2 separate regions of the Homo sapiens genome follow, and region 1 is linked to region 2. Evidence: read pairs that join two places in POLR2A ChIA-PET (ENCODE). Cell type or tissue: PC-9. All regions are shown on one strand.

Region 1 (4,000 bases), 55 kb after region 2:
CACCATCTGGAGGTGAGACTCGGGGTGGGGATGGCATTTCCGGCTGCCGTTGGCCTGCCCTGTGGCCTCAGGAGCTGCTTTGGAAGGCAGGGAACGAGGGCTGCACCCCTGGAGGGGAAGACAGACCAGCAGGGAGACTCATGCACGTGCAGGTGGGGGGTGGCAGGGTCGCTGGGGTGGGAGTGCTCCCCAAGGAAGTGCACTGATGCAGAGACTGAGAAGGTCTGGGGGAGACGGGGGGAGCCTGTGCGGGGCAAGGTCCCAGGAAAAGGAGAAGCAGCTCAGAGGGTGCGGAGCGTGGACCAGGGCCCAGGAAGGCCCCAAGGGGCTCCACCCTCCCCTAAGGGTGAGACGAACTCACCAAAGGGCTTTTTGGCAATTTTTTTTTTTTTTTTTTTGAGATGGAGTCTCCATCTTTTGCCCGGGCTGTAGTGCAGTGGAGCAATCTTGGCTCACTGCAGCCTCCGCCTCCTGGGTTCAAGCGATTCTCCTCCCTCAGCCTCCTGAGTAGCTGGGATTACAGGCGTGTGCCACCATGCCTGACCCTTTTTGGCAATGTTTAAAAACTGAGATAAAATTCCATAAAGCACAGCATTTTAAGCTCACAATTCAGCTGCATGGAGTACTTTCTCAGAGGTGTGCAGCCAGACCTCTGCTTCCAGAACATTTTCATCCCCTGAAAATAAACTCTGTTCCCATCAGAGTCATTCTCCTTCCCAGCACATGGCAGCCACGCATCCCCCTCCTGTCTCTGTGGATGGGCGTGTCCTGGACATTGCATAGAAATGGGGTCAAACCTTCCCTGTGTGGCCTTTGGTGTCTGGCGTCTCTCACTGAACGTGACGTCCTCAAGGCTCATCCATGCTGAGGCCCGTGTCAGCCTCATTTCTTTTCCTGGCTGAGTCCTATTCCAGAGGGCTCCCTGCAGGAACATGTGGAGCTCAGATCCCCCCGGCTGAAGGAGGCAGGCTGAGGCAGGGAGCCCCTCCAGGCACCAACCAGGATGGAGTCGGGGGTTGGGGGTGGGGCGCAGATTGAAGCCTGTGCAGAATGAGGATGGGGTGGGTGGAGAGGGCACAGATTGGAGGCTGTGTAGAATGAGGATGGGGTGGGTGGGGAGGGTAGATTGGAGGCTTTGTAGAATGAGGATGGGGTGGGTGGGGAGAGCACAGATTGGAGACTGTGTAGAATGAGGACAGGGTGGGTGGGGAGGGTATACTGGAGGCTGTAGAATGAGGATGAGGTGGGGAGGGTAGATTGGAGGCTGTAGAATGAGGATGGGGTGGGTGGGGAGGGTAGATTGGAGGCTGTGTAGAATGAGGGTGGGGTGGGTGGGGAGGATAGATTGGAGGCTGTGTAGAATGAGGATGGGGTGGGTGGAGAGTGCACAGGTTGGAGGCTGTAGAATGAGGATGGGGTGGGGAGGGTAGATTGGAGGCTGTGTAGAATGAGGATGGGGTGGGTGGAGAGGGCACAGATTGGAGGCTGTGTAGAATGAGGATGGGGTAGGTGGGGAGAGTAGATTGGATGCTGTAGAATGAGGATGGGGTGGATGGGAGCGTAGATTGGAGGCTGTGTAGAATGAGGATGGGATGGGTGGAGAGGGCACAGATTGGAGGCTGTAGAATGAGGATGGGGTGGGTGGGGAGGGTAGATTGGAGGCTGTGTAGAATGAGGACAGGACGGGTGGGGAGGGTAGATTGGAGGCTGTGTAGAATGAGGACAGGACGGGTGGGGAGGGTAGATTGGAGGCTGTAGAATGAGGATGAGGTGGGTGGGGAATGTAGATCGGAGGCTGTAGAATGAGGATGGAGTGGGGTGGGGAGAGTAGATTGGAGGCTGTAGAATGAGGACGGAGTGGGAGGGGAAGGCACAGACTGGAGGCTGTGTAAAATGAGGACAGGGAGGAGGGGAGGGCACAGATTGGAGGCTGTGGAATCAGCTAGCTGGGGTAGGAGGAGGAGGAAGGTGCTGGGCAGAGTCCTGGTGGAACTGGCGGAGCTGGTGCAGGTCTGGGCTGGGGACGAGCTAGGCAGGTGGCAGGTGTGGGAGTCTGTGGGGTAGTGGCTGTGGAGGTTTGGATGATGCTATCTCCCGGGGAATGTGTCCCACCAGAAGGGGCCCCAGCTGTTTCCCCTCAGGCAGGTCTTTACCAGCATGTTCTCTGAAGGACCAGCCTGATGGCTCATAGCCTTCTTGGGGTGCAGACATCTGGGAATCAGACAAAAGCTGTGCACTCTCTTCCACCTGCCCGAACACACATGCATCTGGGTCCACAGCCCCTCCCCAAGTCTCCCCAGACACCGCCCGATTCTGCCCCTGCCGCCATCCTCTGTCAGGCTCATGGTTTATGGGCTTATCCCGGCTCCACTCGCCCCACTCATTCTCGTAACCCCACTGCCTAGATCCCAGCTCGATCTGGGCAAGGTCATGAAGGGAAGGAAGCCGTCAGGCCCCCCGGTGGGGAGGGGGTCGGGGGCTTCAGGAATCTTGTCCCTTCTTCCCTGATCCTTGGCCCAGAATGTCTCAGCCCAAACAGTGGGTATTTCTTGAGCCTTTATTTTGTGCAGACACTTTGGAGGGAGAAGTCCAAGCTATAGCTCCACCACTGCGGTCAGGTTAAAGCACGTTGACAAATGGGAGGCAGAGATCAGGGAGTGGCGACGTTTAACTGAAGGACAGGGTGTGATTTGCTGCCTCGTGTGGGTGTTGTCCCGCCGTGCCCTGCGGGGCGCTTTACAAACAGCAGGTGTTTCTGGGGAGATTCTCACCCACTCCATGGAACTGGCTGCATCACAGGCAGGCCAAGGCCCCAGGAGGCATCAGGAGGGTCATTGAGAGGAGATAGGCCCCATCAGCCCAGAGAGACCCTGCAGAGGCCGCCCTGTAGTCTTGGGGAAGCCCACGGTCGCCATCGTCTGTCTGCAGGCCACTGCCCTGCATGGACCCCTGAGTGCCAGCTCCCCAGAGGGCATCTGGGCAGGTGCAGGTCTGGAGCAGTTGGGATGGTGGCTGGGCTCACCTTGAGCCTGAATCCTCCTGTCCAACCCCCACAAAAGCTCCCCAGGGGCATGCTCAGCCCCGGAGACCTGCCACCCCAGGCCTCCTCATCTCAGACAGTGACTGGACCCTCCCTGACCAGGGCTGTTGGCAGTGCTAGGGCTTAAAGAAGAATCTAGGGCTCCCTGGATACCCCCGCCCCACCCATGCACATAGAACCCCAGCCAGGGCTTCCACAGAAATGGCCCCCCTGCTGCCCCTCCATCCCCATCACACTCTCTTCACACCAGAGATGCCATCATCCCCTGCTGTCACCTTCCGACACCTTCTGCCACTCCAGTTCCTTAGAAGCCTCCGTTAGCAGCCTTCTAGAGACCTGGGCAGATGATCCTCCCCACTTCTTAAGTTAACTCCTGTACTTCCTAGTCAATGCCCTCTGAGAAGCCTTTACTGGCCTCTCATTGCCCAGCCCCAGCCCCCGTCGTAGTACCTGGATTGCTGTCAGCAACCAAGAAGCCATGTGCAGTGAATGGACATGGGGTCCTGTCCCAGAGCAGCTCCCAGCCCACAGGGGAGAGAGGCGTGTCTATGAATGAGCTGGAAGAACATTCTGGCACAAAGGGGCCAGGCACAGTGGCTCACACCTCTAATCACAGCCCTCTGGGAGGCTGAGGCGAGTGGATCACTTGAGGTCAGGGGTTCAGGCCAGGCTGGCCAACATGGTGAAACCATGTTTTTACTAAAAATACCAAAATTAGTCAGATGTGGTCGCGGGTGCCTGTACTCCCAGCTACAAGGGAGGCTAAGGCAGGAGAATCACTTAAACCCAGGAGGCAGAGGCTGCAGTGAGTGAGATTGTGCCATTGCCATCCAGCCTGGGCAACAGAGTGAGACTCGTCTCCAAAAAAAAAAAAAAAAAAAAATTCTGGCACAAAAGAAAGAGGGTCTGCTGTTGAGAGGGCCCCATCCATCCTTCCCAGTCAGCAGGTGCTCGTGCTCG
Region 2 (4,000 bases):
TGCCAGGAGCTCCCCTCAGTTGAGACAACCACAGATGTCTCCAGATGTCACCAAGTGTTTGCTGGGGGCAGAATCACTCCTGGGTAAGAACTGCTGATCTCAGTGTAAGGATGTGGGTTTTGGGCTCCAAGAGACTGGGGCTCCACTCCCCTTCCTCTCTGGGTGACATTGGACAGGCCATTCAACCTCACTGAGTCCATTTTTATTTATTTATTTATTTATTTATTTATTTATTTATTTATTTAAGACGGAGTCTTGCTCTGTTACCCAGGCTGGAGTGCAGTGGCACGATCTTGGCTCCCTGCAACCTCCATCTCCCGGGTTCAAGCGATTCTTCTGCCTCAGCCTCCCAAGTAGCTGGGAGTACAGGTGCGTGTCACCACACCTGGCTAATTTTTGTATTTTTAGTAGAGACGGGGTTTCACCACATTAGCCAGGATGGTCTCGATCACCTGACCTTGTGATCTGCCCGCCTCGGCCTCCCAAAGTGCTGGGATTACAGGTGTGAGCCCATTATTTTGGTCCTGAAAATGAGGAGGATCCCAGAACTGAAGAAGTGCCCTAAAATCAGGTGTGGATGGAATGTGGTTAGACACGCACCCCCCGGGGCAGTCAGTAAACTCCATGTCTCAGGGCCTGGCACGAGATGAAAAGGCGGTAGGAATTCCTCGACCCTGCGAACCTTTCTCAGTATTCAATTTTCTAATACTCTTAGGCTTGTTTGCTTCAATGGAGCATGCTCAGCTGGGAAGGGAATTGAAGAATGGACCGGGGAAGACGGGGACGGTGTGAAGGGCTATGATTGGCCCAGCCATGGGCTCTAAAACCGGGTGGTCCCAGCGTCTGGTGGGCACATGCCTTAGGGGTCAGTTACTGAAGGGGATCTGTGTCCCTTCCCTTATCTGCACACACTTAATGTCCCACCTGGGCACAGGCTGCTGGGTGACTCTGTAAAGGTTGCTCATCAAAGCTAAAGGCCCAGGCAGTGCTGGGGGCAGTTTGGGTAGGACAGAGGGTGGCATGCTGTTTCCCCGGCAGCCCCCACTTGCAGGGGCACTTGCCTGGCCTGGGCCGGCTGCCCAAAGTCCACCTTGAGGCATTTCCCCATCCAGCGCATGGGTAGGACCCTGTCCTCACCACCCCCATACGCCCCTTGCCCCACGCCAGCCAGGGGCTCCCACCTTTCTTTCTGCCTTATCACCTTGTGGTCGGCCTGAACTCAGAACTGCAGTCAGCACTGAATCTACAGTTCCTTCTAGGCGTCCAAATACTTCCCCCATCTCCAACTACTCCCCCGCCCCCGCTCGCCACCAAAGCACCAGCTCAGACACAGACATCACAGAGCTTTGGAGCTGGGCACGGTGGCTTGCACCCCTCTCATCCCAGCTATTTGCTAGACCGAGGTGGCAGGATCGCTGGAGCCCAGGAGTTTGAGACCAGCCTGGGCAATATAGCAAGACCCCATCTCTTAAAAAAAATGAAAAATTTAAAAAGGAGATCACAGATCTGCCACCCAGCCTTGACAGAGACCATGCTAGGAGGTCTGGAGCTGTTTGCTGGTGGTGTCACAGGCCGCAGAGGCACCCAGCTGATTGGCCGAAGGAAGGAGTAGGTAGACTTGAGTAAGTGGCCTGGAATCCATCTCTGCAGCTGTGTAAACTCTTGACTCCCCTGAGCCACAGCATAGGGTGGTGCTAGGTGGAGAAAGCCCATCACAGGCTAGCCCTCGCTCCCTCACTCTTGCGCCAGCCTCTCTGCAATCCGGGCTGTGCCCCCGGGTAGAAGAGAGGTCAGCGGAGGGCCAGGCTCCAGCACCAAGCCTCGGCCTGTCTGGAAGCTCAAGCTAAAGAGTCTAGCCACATCCAGAAGATTCCTGGAAGTTTCTCGCGATGTTTCATTTCATTTCTCATCTCCGGGATCGAATTTTTGCTTCTTGGGCTATCAGTGGTGATCAGAGGCAAGATAATTTTTATTGTTCTTTGCAATGAAAACAAGCCACGCGGGTCTATAAGTGCTTCCGGGCAGGCTCTCAGCTTATGGGTGGCCCCTTTGGGAGCTCCGAAGGTCACATTTTTTCTTTGCTGCCGTGAGCCAGGCTTGAATTGGGGCAGCACAGCTTAGAGGGGTGCTTAGGCCGCTCAGAGGAGCTCCCCGGGCTCAGTTTTCTGGGCTTGCTGCCAGCAGTGCTTGGGGCAGTGGGGGTTCTTGAGTGCTCAGGCGGTCCTGGTCCCAGCCGCTGCCTAACGCTGCTTGTGGCTCCCCACTGCCCTGGAGGGGACCTGCAGCTCTGCAGTGGGCGCGGACATCCTGTGTGTGACCTGAGAGCCCTGTAAGTGCTGATGTCCTTTGGTTCGTGTCTTTATTTCTGTCTCAGGAGGAGCTGAACTAACAAACTGCGCCCCTTCTGGCTGGAGGGCAGGACACGCTGGCCCTGCCTGGATGGAGTAGGATGAAACAAGGGAAGCATTTTCCCCTGTCATTTCTTTGGGGTCGAGTTGGAGAGGGACCTCCAGAAATCAGCCCACAGCCGTGATACTCAGAAGCCACCTTCCCAAGGGGTCTTCCGCCCCATGAGCCTTTCGTATGTCCCTTGCTGAGGTGGCTTCTACTCTCCTTGGCTTACGGGACCTTCCCACAGGACACGGGTGTCTCGCAGAGCACGGCACGGGCAGTTCTCTGGGCTGCACTCTGTGACTTTTCCTGCTGTAATTGCTGGGCTTATCACACAGCATGTCAGTGGGAGGCCGGGGGCCGGGCTGCCTCCACTGAACCCCTTTTGCTCATTCACTCGGCTCTGATTGGGAGCAAGCTCCAGTGACCTCCCAGCTTCAGTTTCCCCACCTGTAGAATGGGCTGTCACAAGCCCAAGTAAGGCCCAAATGAGGTGACAATTGCAGGTCGTGATCTTTCTTTCTTTTTTTTTTTTCTTTTTTCTGAGACAGAGTCTCACTCTGTCGCCCAGGCTGGAGTGCAGTGGCACGATCTCGGCTCACTGCAAGCTCCGCCTCCCGGGTTCACGCCATTCTCCTGCCTCAGCCTCCCGAGTAGCTGGGACTACAGGCGCCCGCTACCACGCCCGGCTAATTTTTTGTATTTTTGGTAGAGATGGGGTTTCACCGTGTTAGCCAGGATGGTCTCGATCTGCTGATCTCATGATCCTCCTGCCTTGGCCTCCCGAAGTGCTGAGATTACAGGCATGAGCCACTGTGCCCGGCCAAGTCCTGATCTTTCAAAGGCGCTCGTTGACATCCTTGCAGCTCTTTCTCCCCTTCCCTCTCAAAGCAGGCTGGGGCCCTTTCTCTTGCAGTGGTTACCCTGTGGGGTCTCCTCTTGGCAAGAGGCAGAGTCTTCTGGGAACTGGCACACTGCAGAGTCAAGGCGGCCCACTCATCTCTGCCCTTTACTTCTCTCACACCCAGTCCCTGCTGTCCACTCCCGCGGGTTTTCCCACTTCCTCCAAGCAAGCAGCGACTTCCCCAAGCCAAGCTGTTGGTCCCGGAGGACAGGGCTTCTGGCAAGGTCGGCAGTCACTCGGAGCCCACAAAGGGAAGCGAGACCAGCCCCGGTGCCACCCTTTCCAGACCACTGGCTCTCGCAGAACTGGGTCACTGCGGCCATGTTTAGATTTCTGTAAAACAAATATTTGCCTGGCCAGTCCAGTCAGGTCAAGGAGTGTGCTAAGTGACGAGGGCGGGAGTGGGGTGGTGGGAGATGTGACACCGCGGCGGCCACTCACGGTGGCTGCTTTGCGGACCCAGAGTGTCCTGAGTGGGAGGAGAGAGTGGGATATTCTTTGGGGAAGGGCGTGCCATTCACCCTTTCACCTGCACCTCCCACATCCCGAGGCTCTGGAACTTCCAGTGAAGGCCAAGCATCTCCCCGGCTGGACAGCAAGCCAACAGCACAGGTGACCAGGATGGATTTTCATTCCTTCACGCCCGGGCCTCTCCCGAGACCCAGCATGTCTCCCCGCGAGCCCACTGAGAGATAATCATTCCAC

The links. ChIA-PET counts read pairs that join two places held together with the same protein. Peaks named below come from ENCODE experiments on the same cell type or tissue, not always from the same donor. Only the 100,000 strongest peaks of a DNase experiment are listed, where the experiment ranks them.
Region 1: POLR2A ChIA-PET joins it to region 2 with 8 read pairs; 10 of 35 experiments call an interaction of 5 or more read pairs at or near these places.

Annotation. Positions count from the first base shown.
Region 1 is chr19:4,660,888-4,664,887 of GRCh38, reverse strand. MYDGF (myeloid derived growth factor) reads left to right here. Exons shown (of 6, transcript NM_019107.4): 3 at 1-12. Among named protein-coding and RNA genes, the nearest start is that of MYDGF, 7.5 kb to the left of the region's middle. RefSeq lists enhancers at 2,648-3,418, 3,720-4,000. In PC-9, no CTCF peak of the experiment used is centred here; no DNase peak of the experiment used is centred here.
Region 2 is chr19:4,715,572-4,719,571 of GRCh38, reverse strand. All of the region lies in intron 3 of DPP9 (dipeptidyl peptidase 9), which reads left to right. Among named protein-coding and RNA genes, the nearest start is that of DPP9, 6.3 kb to the left of the region's middle. In PC-9, no CTCF peak of the experiment used is centred here; a DNase peak (open chromatin) is centred at 1,761; H3K27ac peaks cover 1,929 bases.